2 separate regions of the Homo sapiens genome follow, and region 1 is linked to region 2. Evidence: read pairs that join two places in POLR2A ChIA-PET (ENCODE). Cell type or tissue: Panc1. All regions are shown on one strand. Links, peaks and the distances in the headings refer to the core of each region. The heading gives the core; the rest is flanking DNA.

What was found. ChIA-PET counts read pairs that join two places held together with the same protein. Peaks named below come from ENCODE experiments on the same cell type or tissue, not always from the same donor. Only the 100,000 strongest peaks of a DNase experiment are listed, where the experiment ranks them.
Region 1: POLR2A ChIA-PET joins it to region 2 with 9 read pairs; 6 of 35 experiments call an interaction of 5 or more read pairs at or near these places.

The regions. Positions count from the first base shown.
Region 1 is chr1:236,110,535-236,115,910 of GRCh38, forward strand. It overlaps the pseudogene ACO2P2. Among named protein-coding and RNA genes, the nearest start is that of GPR137B, 29 kb to the right of the region's middle. In Panc1, for the core only: no CTCF peak of the experiment used is centred there; no DNase peak of the experiment used is centred there; H3K27ac peaks cover 226 bases.
Region 2 is chr1:236,398,355-236,403,730 of GRCh38, forward strand. All of the region lies in intron 1 of EDARADD (EDAR associated via death domain), which reads left to right. Among named protein-coding and RNA genes, the nearest start is that of EDARADD, 6.8 kb to the left of the region's middle. In Panc1, for the core only: no CTCF peak of the experiment used is centred there; no DNase peak of the experiment used is centred there; H3K27ac peaks cover 2,913 bases.

The DNA.
Region 1 (5,376 bases), core at 147-5,146, 290 kb before region 2:
TGGATCTGGAATCATTCATTAGATTATTCTGGAAAACTATGCATACCTTAGGGTTCTTCTGATTGGCACTGACTCCCACACCCCCAGTGGTGGCGGCCTGGGGGGAATCTGCATTGGAGTTGGGGGTGCCGATGCTGTGGACATCATGGCTGAGATCCCCTAGGAGATGAAGTGCCCCAAGGTGATTGGCATGAAGCTAACAGGCTCCCTCTCCAATTGGACCTCACCCTAAGACGTGATCCTGAAGGTGTGGCAGGCATCCTCAAAGTGAAAGGTGGCACAGGTGCAATCGTGGAATACCACAGGCCTGGCGTAGACTCCATCTCCTGTGCTGGCATGGCGACAATCTGCAACATGGGCGCAGAAATTGGGGCCACCACTTCCGTGTTCCCTTACAACCACAGGATGAGGAGGTACCTAAGCAAGACGGCCGGACAGACATTGCCAATCTAGCTGATGAATTCCAGGATCACTTGGTGCCTGACCCTGGCTGCCATTATGACCAACTAATTGAAATTAACCTCAGTGAGCTGAAGCCGCACATCAATGGGCCCTTCACCCCCGACCAGGCTCACCCTGTGGCAGAAGTGGGCAAGGTGGCAGAGAAGGAAGGATGGCCTCTGGACATCCGAGTAGGTCTGACTGGTACCTGCAACAGTTAAAGCTATGAAGATCCCGGGCGCTCAGCAGCTGTGGCCAAGCAGGCACTGGCCCATGACTTCAAGTGCAAGTCCCACTTCACCATCACTCCAGGCTCCGAGCAGATCCACGCCACCATTGAGCGGGACAGCTACGCACAGATTTTGAGGAATGTGGGTGGCATCGTCCTGGCCAATGCTTGTGGCCCCTGCATTGGCCGCTGGGACACGAAGGACATCAAGAAGGGGAAGAAGTACACAATCGTCACCTCCTACAACAGGAACTTCACGGGCTGCAATGATGCGAACCCTGAGACCCATGTCTTCGTCACGTCCCCAGAGATTGTCACAGCCCTGGCCATTGTGGGAATCCTCAAGTTCAACCCAGAGACCAACTACCTGATGGGCAAAGATAGGAAGAAGTTCAAGCTAGAGGCTCTGGATGCAGACGACCTTCCCCAAGAGGAGTTTGACCCAGGGCAGGACCCCTACCAGCACCCCCCACAGGACAGCAGTGGCCAGCACGTGGATGTGAGCCCCACTAGCCAGCGCCTGCAGCTCCTGGAGGCTTTTGACAAGTGGGATAGCAAGGACCTGGAGGACCCGCAGATACTCATCAAGGTCAAAGGGAAGTGTACTACTGACCACATCTCGGCTGCTGGCCCCTGGCTCAAGTTTTGTGGGCACTTGGACAACATCTCCAACAACCTGCTCACTGGTGCCATCAACATTGAAAACAGCCAGGCCAACTCCGTGTGCAGTGCCAACATTGAAAACACCCAGGAGTTTGGCCCCGTCCCTGACACTGCCCGCTACTACAAGAAACATGGCATCAGGTGGGTGGTGATCGGGGACGAGAACTCGAGCCGGGAGCACGCAGTGCTGGAGCCTCCCCACCTCTGGGGCCAGGCCATCATCACCAAGAGCTTTGCCAGGATCCACAAGACCAACCCGAAGAAGCAGGGCCTGCTGCCCCTGACTTTTGCTGACCCAGGCGACTACAACAAGGTTCACCCTGTGGACAAGCTGACTATTCAGGGCCTGAAGGACTTCGCCCCTGACAAGCCCCTGAAGTGCATCATCAAGCACCCCAATGGGACCCAGGAGACCATCCTCCTGAACCACACCTTCAATGAGATGCGGATCAAGTGGTTCTGTGCCGGCAGTGCCCTCAACAGAATGAAGGAGCTGCAGCAGTGAGGGCAGTGCCTCCCAACACACCCCCAACCTCGCCCCCCAGAGCTGGCGTCATGTTCAAGTTCAGCTCCACATGCGCCATCAGCAGATCCGATCCATCCAGCCATGGGTTCTGATTCCAAGATGGTGTGACCAGACATGCTTCCTGCTCCCCGCTCAGCCCACAGAGTGACTGTGGTTGGGGGAGGTTCTTAAAATAACTTTTTAGCCCCTGCCTTCCTATTTTTAGTGTTTGGTTCCAATCTTAAGCAGCTCCATGCAACTGTATTTATTTTTATTGACAAGACTCCCATCTAAAGTTTTTCCCCTGCCTGACCATTTTATTGGTGGCTGAAGGATTCTAGAGAACCTGTTGTTCTTGTAAGGAAAACAAGAAGCCAAAAAAAAAAAAAAAATTAAAACGGCAGATTCAGCAAGCTGCTGTGGGGAGGTGTTAAGGGCAGCTGTTTGGGGGATCGCACATAACACCACATGGCTAGAATAGGGTCCAGGGTCCAGGGTATGCTGTGGGGTGAACATGTGGGGTGAGAGCAGTAGACATGTCTGCAGTGGGCACAGCACCGAGGGTATTCTACCTCCAGAGCAGTGGGATTTAAGCAGGTGATTGATATGAAGAGTTTTACTACTTAGAGGGCTCCAGACCCCAGATGCAGAGCGTTGAGCAAATGAGGCACCCTTTGCAAATTTGAATGACAAGTTTAACCACACGCAGTTACCCTGCAGCGTAGGACCTGTCCTAGCCAACAGAACAGAGCAAGAGTTCTGGAAGGTGTTTGATGTTTGCACCATATGCTGCGGAGTCCCACAAATCTAAACTCAAGCTCTGGCTTTGCCATTCACTAGTACCATAACTTCCGGCAACCCTTAATTTCTGTATCATAAAGTAGGAATAATGCTGGGATCAGTGGGTTGAGCTGCTGTGAGGATTAAATGAAGCATTGCTTGCAAGGTCATGTTACCAAAGCAGTCCCACAGTGGAGTGTTCAGGACCACGAGTGGATGGCGGCACCAGACTCTGAAATTCTCCTCCGGTCCCCTCCTGTGTCGCACGTACGTCAGCACGTGGCCGGGCGTGGATACCTGCCTCATGAGCCACGTGTTCATTCAGGAACTATTCCGACCTTACACACCAGGCCCTGGGCAGGGAAAGATGCTGCCTTCATGGAGCTGATAGCCTGGTCGGGGAGATAAATGGTAGTTAAATGACACAATGAATATATAAATAGAACCATGACAAGTGTTTCAGAGGGGAACCCTGTGTTCTAATTGGGGAGGTAGAGAAATGCTTGCTTGGTGTGTTAGTTTCCCAGCACTGTCATGACAAAGTACCACAAACTGAGGGGCTTGAAACAACAGGATTTTATTCTCACAGTTCTGGAGGCTGGAAGATCGAGATTGAGGTTAGGCAGGGCCGTGCACCCTCTGGAGGCCCTGGGGGAGGCTCCTTCCCGGCCCTTTCCCAGCATCTGGCATTGCTGGCAGCCCTTGGGATTCCTTGGCTTGTAGATGTGTCACTCCAGTCTCTGCCTTTGGTGTCACAGGAACTTCTCCCCTCTATCTCTGTCTGTGTCCAAACATATCTTTCCTTTATACAAACACCAGTCATTGGATGTAGGGTTCCTACTCCAGCATGACCTCATCTTACCTTGATTATATCTGCAAAGACCCCATTTCCAAATAAGGTCACTTTCACAGCTACAGCGGGGGGCAGGGTTGGGACTTCAAAATATCTTTTGGGGGAACACAAAAGATATATTGATATATATATTTCCCCTACATCATTTGGGGAAGTGATATTTGAGCCAAGATCTGCAGCTTGAGAAAATCTTATCCAGTCAAAGAGGTCAGGAAGCAGGTTCTGGGCAGGATGTGGCCTGTGCAAAGGCCCTGGGGCAGGAGGGAGCACAGCACCTACAAGGGACTGAGCAAGGGCAGAGGAAGGGATGGGCTTTGGGCACTGATTATCTTTAGGAGTGAAAGAGTTGCTAGGTATTATTATTGTTGTTTCTATATAAAGGATCACACAGGACAGGTCTCAGTGCCCCGTCCTGATGTGCTGTCCAAGCTGCTCAATCTGTTTTCCTGCTGTATGCCTCACACCCAGTTCTTTTCCCATCACGTATCATTCAGAGCAATGTGCAACCGCAAATATTTCTAAATGGGGAGAACTCAGGCAGATGGCGCGGCATGCCTTCAGCTCAGTGCACAGACTCTGCCCCAGACAACCCACCTGTGTGTCCACATTCCCCACTGACTGAGCACCTCCTGAGGGTGGGGGGCATATCATGTTAATATTTGTACATCCAACATTTCATGAAATGTTATGAACATCAGAGGAGTTTTATAAGTGTTTGCTAAATGTTACTGACTTAGATTTTCAGGGTGTGGCCAATTCCATCCGAAGGGCGTTATTTATCTTGTCACTAACCGTATCCTAGAGAAGTTATTAAGCATCCGTCTAATTCAAAGGAAAATGGGTAGATGGTGGGAGGATTAGAGAGTGGACGCCATGTTGGAATGCAGGGGTAGGGGAAAGCCAGCTTGCTAATCAGAATGTCAGTGAAGGCTGGGAGCTGGGGCTCACGCCTGTTACCCCAGCACTTTGGGAGGCTGAGGCGGGAGGATCAGTTGAAGCCAGGACTAGCCTGGGGGAACACAATGAGACTGTGTCTCTACAAAAAAAAAAAAAAAATTAAATACATTAACCAGGTGTGGTGGCACATGCCTGTAATCCCAGCACTTTGGGAAGCTAAGGTGGGCAGATTGCTTGAGCCCAGGAGTTCAAGACCAACCTGGGCAATATGACAAAACCCCATCTCTACAAAAAATATAAAAATTAGCCAGGTATGATGGTGCACACCTGCAGCCCAAGTTACTCAGGAAGGTGAGGTGGGAAGATCACCTGAGCCCAGTGAGGTCGAGGCTACAGTGAGCCGTGATGGTGCCACTGCACTCCATTCTGGGTGTCAAAGTGAGATCATGTCTCTAAATAAATAAATAAATAATTGTTCTATAGAATTTTATTGATTTAAGAAAATGTTCAGAATAGATTTATAAGTAAAAAATTTAAAAGGTATATATACATAGGCCGGGTGTGGTGGCTCACTTTGGGAGGCCTTTGGGAGGCCAAGGTACGTGGATCACCTGAGATCGGGAGTTTGAGACCAGTCTAACCAACATGGAGAAACCCCGTCTCTACTAAAAATACAAAAATTAGCCAGGTGTGGTGGTGGGTGCCTGTAATCCCAGCTACTCGGGAGGCTGAGGCAGGAGAATCACTTGAACCTGGGAGATGGAGGTTGCAGTGAGCCAAGATTGTGCCATTGCATTCCAGCCTGGGCAACAAGAGCAGAACTCCATCTCAGAGAAAAAAAAAAAAGGCATATATACGTGTGTGTTGATTTGTGTATAGAATAAGACATGCATTTAAAAAAAAAAAGGTAGGATTGCAAGTGGGGTTTTTTCTTTTTCTTTTCTTTTTCTTTCTTTTTTTTTTTTTTTGGAGACGGAGTTTCGCTCTTGTTTCCCCGGCTGGAGTGCA
Region 2 (5,376 bases), core at 248-5,247:
CCAGAGTGCTGGGATTACTGGTGTGAACCACTGTGCCCAGCCAGTCGTCTTTTAAAAACAAATCGGATTCTGCCATTTGTCTGTGCTGGCTTTGAATCCGGTGCTGGCTTTCCAACACTCCGACAGATCCTCAGTCCTTGAGGCTTACACACTCTGTGCAATCAATCCCTACCTGTTCCTTCACTTGCCTCACCTGACACCTAGCTTGACCCCTGCTCTCTGCACGCAGCCGTGCTGCCTCCTTTCATTTCCTTGAAGCCTCTTGCACCCTCGTGCCTCCTGGCCTTTGCAAACTTTGTTCCTGCGGCCTGGAAGGACCCCTGCATTCCAGCCCTCACCCCATCCTCCACCCACCCGTTTCCTTCTACTTAACCTCCAGATTTCAGCTCATAGGTCACCGGGATCCAGCCCGATGTTATACATGCTCAGCAAACCCTGTACCTTTCCTTTCTGGCACCTGTCACAATTTCTAGCTGTGATTATTTGGCCACCGTGGCTATTTCCAGTAGGAAATAAACTCGTGGACAGAGGTCATGTCTGTGTGGTAGCTCTCCCTAACACTCAGCATAGTACTCCGCACATAGTAAGCCCTGGGCAAATACCACCTCAGTGAATGAAGGAAGGTTATAAAATTTAACCACAGGCTCTTTAAAGAGTTGGGGGGAGAAAAAGCTCTTCCCGTATTGGCATTTTAGGAACTTACTCATCGAGTTAGCCGTATTAACTAAGTTTTCTTTGTAAAGTTAAAGTAAGATGTTTGTATATCCACGTGCATATAACAAAAGTATGTATATGATTATAGTATATTATGAGTTAATTGTATTTATTTATTTATTAATTTTTTTGAGACAGAATCTCACTCTGTTGCCCAGGCTGGAGTGCAATGATGCGATCTTGGCTCACGGTGACCTCCACCTCCTGGGTTCAAGCAATTCTCCTGCCTTAGCCTCCCAAGTAGCTCGGATTACAGGGGTGTGCCACCACCCCTGGCTAATTTTTGTATTTCTTTTTTAGTAGAGACGGGGTTTCACCATGTTGGCCAGGCTGGCCTGGAACCACTGACCTCAAGTGATCTGACTGCTTCAGCTTCCCAAAGTGCTGGGATTACAGGCATGAGCCACCACGCCCTGGCCACACCCTGGCCATGAGTTAATTTTAAGTGACTTTTTACATTGAGAAAATTCACAAGACTGTCACAGTCACATGGAAGGAAAACAATGATGGTGGTTATAGTGTAGCTATCACCCTGTGTCTCTCCCACTGAGAAACAGTCTCACAATGGATGAGCCAGATTTGTCTGTCAAATGTTTGTAAAATCTGTTTGTTCATGATTGTTCATACAGATAGATTTTACAGACAGAAACAAACAACCGGGCTTTGAAGGTCTGGGTCAAAGGTGGCACAATTCCTTGCTTCGTTGCAGTAAGGCAAGTGCCGACGGCCACAGAGCATTGCAAAAGAGCACATTCTCCCTTTGTTCTGAGACTCCACACCGCAGGGCTGTTTCCTGGGGGAACCCTGGGCCTGGGCCACCAACTCAGGACAGCCCCAGTGGTGGCATTCACCTCTCACTGCCCCTCCTGTGGGCTTCAATGGGTCCAAGGTGGCAACCTACCCTCCTGTGGCATTGGGCGCAGTACCCAGGACTAAAGGATAAACCACTTCCTGGAGCACTCATATGTGCAAAGCTGGACCAGCCAATTCTTTCTGCAGATACACCAAAGAGAGGGATGGCAATCTGTGGTTTTCCCTTCTCTGCTCCTTCTGCCCTTTCTCTTTCTCCTCCACGTGGGTTTTCCCAATGCTCACTTCATTTCTCTTCCTTTCTTACAACGCCTCTGCTTTGTGAGTTTCCTTCTCTCTACCCAAGCATTTTCCCTGAGCTTTATCTCTTTGTTTGCTGTCTTCCCTCATCCTCCCCTGCCCTCTTCTGTTTGATCCCCCGTCAGTAGCCTGGCTGACACACTTAATGCTCGGCTGCCCTCCAGAGAGGTTGCTGTAGGGATGTACTTCTGTGATCCTTGCCCCTTTCCCAGCTTGTTCAGCCCCTGCTGCGGGGTCTGAGGTTGACAGAGTAGCCGAGGTCAGGGTGAGGTGCTGAAAAGACAGAGGAAGCTCAATGAAACAGTGTCAGCACCACCACGCAGCAGCACCCCTGCAGCTCTGAGAGCTTCTGGAATCCTGAATATGTCTCAGGACTCCAGAAAAACTTCCTTTTGTTTTTTCTGTCTCGCTCTGCACTCAGGCTGGAGTGCAATGACACGATCTTGGCTCATTGCAACTTCCATCTCCTGGGCTCAAGCAATCCTCCCACCTCAGCCTCCTGAGTAGCTGGGGCCACAGGCTTGTACCACCACACCCGGCTATTTTTTTTTTTTTTTTTTGTATTTTTAGTAGAGATGGGGTCTCGCCATATTGCCCAAGTAATCTCCTGAACTCAAGCAATCTGCCCTCCTTGGCCTCCCAAAGTGCTGGGATTATAGGAGTGAGCCACCACACCCCACCTCCAAGCCTTTTTTATATCCAATAATGACAATAGCAGTCAAAAGAAAAGTTATGGGCTGGGAGCGGTGGCTCACGCCTATAATCCCCAGCACTTTAGGAGGCCGAGGGAGGTGGATCACCTGAGGTCAGGAGTTCAAGAACCAGGCTGGCCAACATGGCGAAACCCCATGTCTAATAAAAATACAAAAATTAGCTGGGCACCTGTGATCTCAGCTATATGGGAGGCTGAGGTGGGAGAATCACTTGAACCCAGGAGGCAGAGGTTGCAGTGAGCTGAGATCACACTGCTGCACTACAGCCTGGGCGACAGAACAAGACTGTCTCAAATAAAAAAAAAAAAGCTATGGTACAAAACAACACACAAATAACAAATGAGAAAGAAATTAATCCTGCAATCACACATTCAAATAATTGCCTGTAATTCTTCACTAGAAAGCACAGTGACTGCACTTTTCTGGCTCAGGATGCTTGGGAAGGCCAGGAAGTCCTGACATACTTCCTTGTTTTCTCTGAAAGGACATCTTTAGAGATGTTTGAACTTCCTTTGAGAAACCGTCTCTAGGAAGCATTCACCGCTATCTGATGTCAGAATGCGGCAGTGCAGTCCTCGGCCGCCCCACCAGTGTCTGTTTCGGGTTATGTGCTGAGGATTCTTTCTGGAGAGGCTGTTGCATACAGTACGTGTTTCCCAGCATTCCTGAAGAGGCTCTGATTTGGTAGATGATGGGATTTGAGTCTTTGAGTTGAAGAAGAGTAGATGAGATTTAGGATTTAGAGTGGATGCTGGAATGATTAACGCTTTTGGGGATGTCGGGAGGAGGCAAATAGATTCTGCATGTGGAAAGGATGGGCAGGGGGCAGAGTGTGAACTGTTACGGGTTGAATTGTGCCCCTCTAAAAAGATATGTTGAAGTTGGAATTCCTAGTACCTCAGAATGTAACTTTCTTCGGAAACAGAGTCTTTCCAGAGGTAACCAATTCAAAATGAAATCATCAGAGTGGGCTCTAAACCAATATGATTGGTGCCCATATAAAAAGGGGAAATGGGACACACAGACACTCACCTTCTCAAGAGAGTCTGTCGGGTGGTCAGTGTATGAACCACTTCTATTTTATTTTGAGACCAAGTTTCGCTCTTGTTGCCCAGGCTGGAGTGCAGTGGTGCTGTCTCGGCTCACTGCAACCTCCACCTCCCGGGTTCAAGCGATTCTCCTGCTTCAGCTTCCTGAGTAGCTGAGATTACAGGCATCCATCACCGTGCCCAGTTAATTTTTTTATTTTTAATAGAGATGGGGTTTTCCCATATTGGTCAGGCTGGTCTCAAACTCCTGACCTCAGGTGATCTGCCCGCCTCGGCCTCCCAAAATACTGGGATTACAGATGTGAGCCACTGTGCCCAGCCCACTTCTATTTTAAATTTTATTTTATTGGCCAGGCGTGGTGGCTTGTGCCTGTAATCCCAGCATTTTGGGAAGCCAAGGTGGGTTCAGGAGTTTGAAACCAGCCTGGGTAACATAGTGAGACCCCCATCTCTACAAAAATAAAAATAAATTAGCCAGATGTGACAGCACATGTCTTTAGTCCTAGCTACTCAAGAGGAGGTGGAAGGATTGCTTGAGCCCAGGAGGTGGAGGCTGCAGTGAGCTGTGATTAAGCCACTGCACTCCAGCCTGGGTGAGAGAGTGAAACCCTGTCTCAAAATTTTTATTTTATTTTTTATTATTTTAAATAAGTAGAAATGAGGTCTCACTGTGTTGCCCAGGCTGTTCTCAAACATCCTGAACTCAAGCAATCCTCCCACCTTGGCTTCCCAAAGTGCTGGGACTACAGATGTCAGCCACCACACCTGGCCATGAGGCACTTCTAGAACCTGATTATACTGGAAAACAGGCAGATTATGAAGCCAGAAAGTCCCAGATACAAGTTCTGGCTTTTCCACTTACCTCTTACCCTGTGATCTTGGATACTCAATGTGTGAAAAAGGGGATGCCTAATGCCTTCCTCAGGGTTACTGGAAGGCTTAGCTGAGACTGTGTGTAAGCCATGCCATGCAGAGCAGACGCTAGGGAAGCTTTTAAACTTTTCAAACTTGTCTTGTCTTTTCTTTTTTTTTTGAGACAGAGTCTTGCTCTGTTTACCAGGCTGGAGTGCAGTGTTGAGATCTTGGCTCACCGAAATCTCCGCCTCCTGGGTTCAAGCGATTCTCCTGCCTCAGTGTCCCCAGTAGCTGGGATTACAAGCATGTGCCACCACGCCTGGCTAATTTTTGTATTTTTAGTAGAGATGGGGTTTCACCATGTTGGCCAGGCTGGTCTCGAACTTCTGACTTCAAGTGATCCACCCGCCTTGGCCTCCCAAAGTGCTGGGATTACGGGCGTGAGCCACCTGTTCGAACTTTTCTAAGTGAGAGCTTTGAAAGCTTTTTTCTTTTCTTTTTTCTTTTTTTGAGAAGGAGTCTCGCTCTGTCGACCAGGCTGGAGTGCAGTGGCGTGATCTCGACTCACTGCAACCTCCGCCTTCCGGGCTCACACCATTCTCCTGCCTCAGCCTCCTGAGTAGCTGGGACTACAGGTGCCCGCCACCATGCCCGGCTAATTTTTTGTATTTTTAGTAGAGACGGGGTTTCACCACGTTAGCCAGGATGGTCTCGATCTCCTGACCTCGTGATCCGCCTGCCTCGGCCTCCCAAAGTGCTGGGATTACAGGTGTGAGCCACCACGCCCAGCCTAGAGCTTTGAAAGTTTAATTGTGAACTTTCAGCTTGGAGGTGCTCTTTGACCCATGTGGATACTACTACTCACCACTCACGGACTTTTAAAGCAGGAAGGGGATGCAGAGGTGCTCTGTTCACCTCCTGAGATTTAAGTTGGG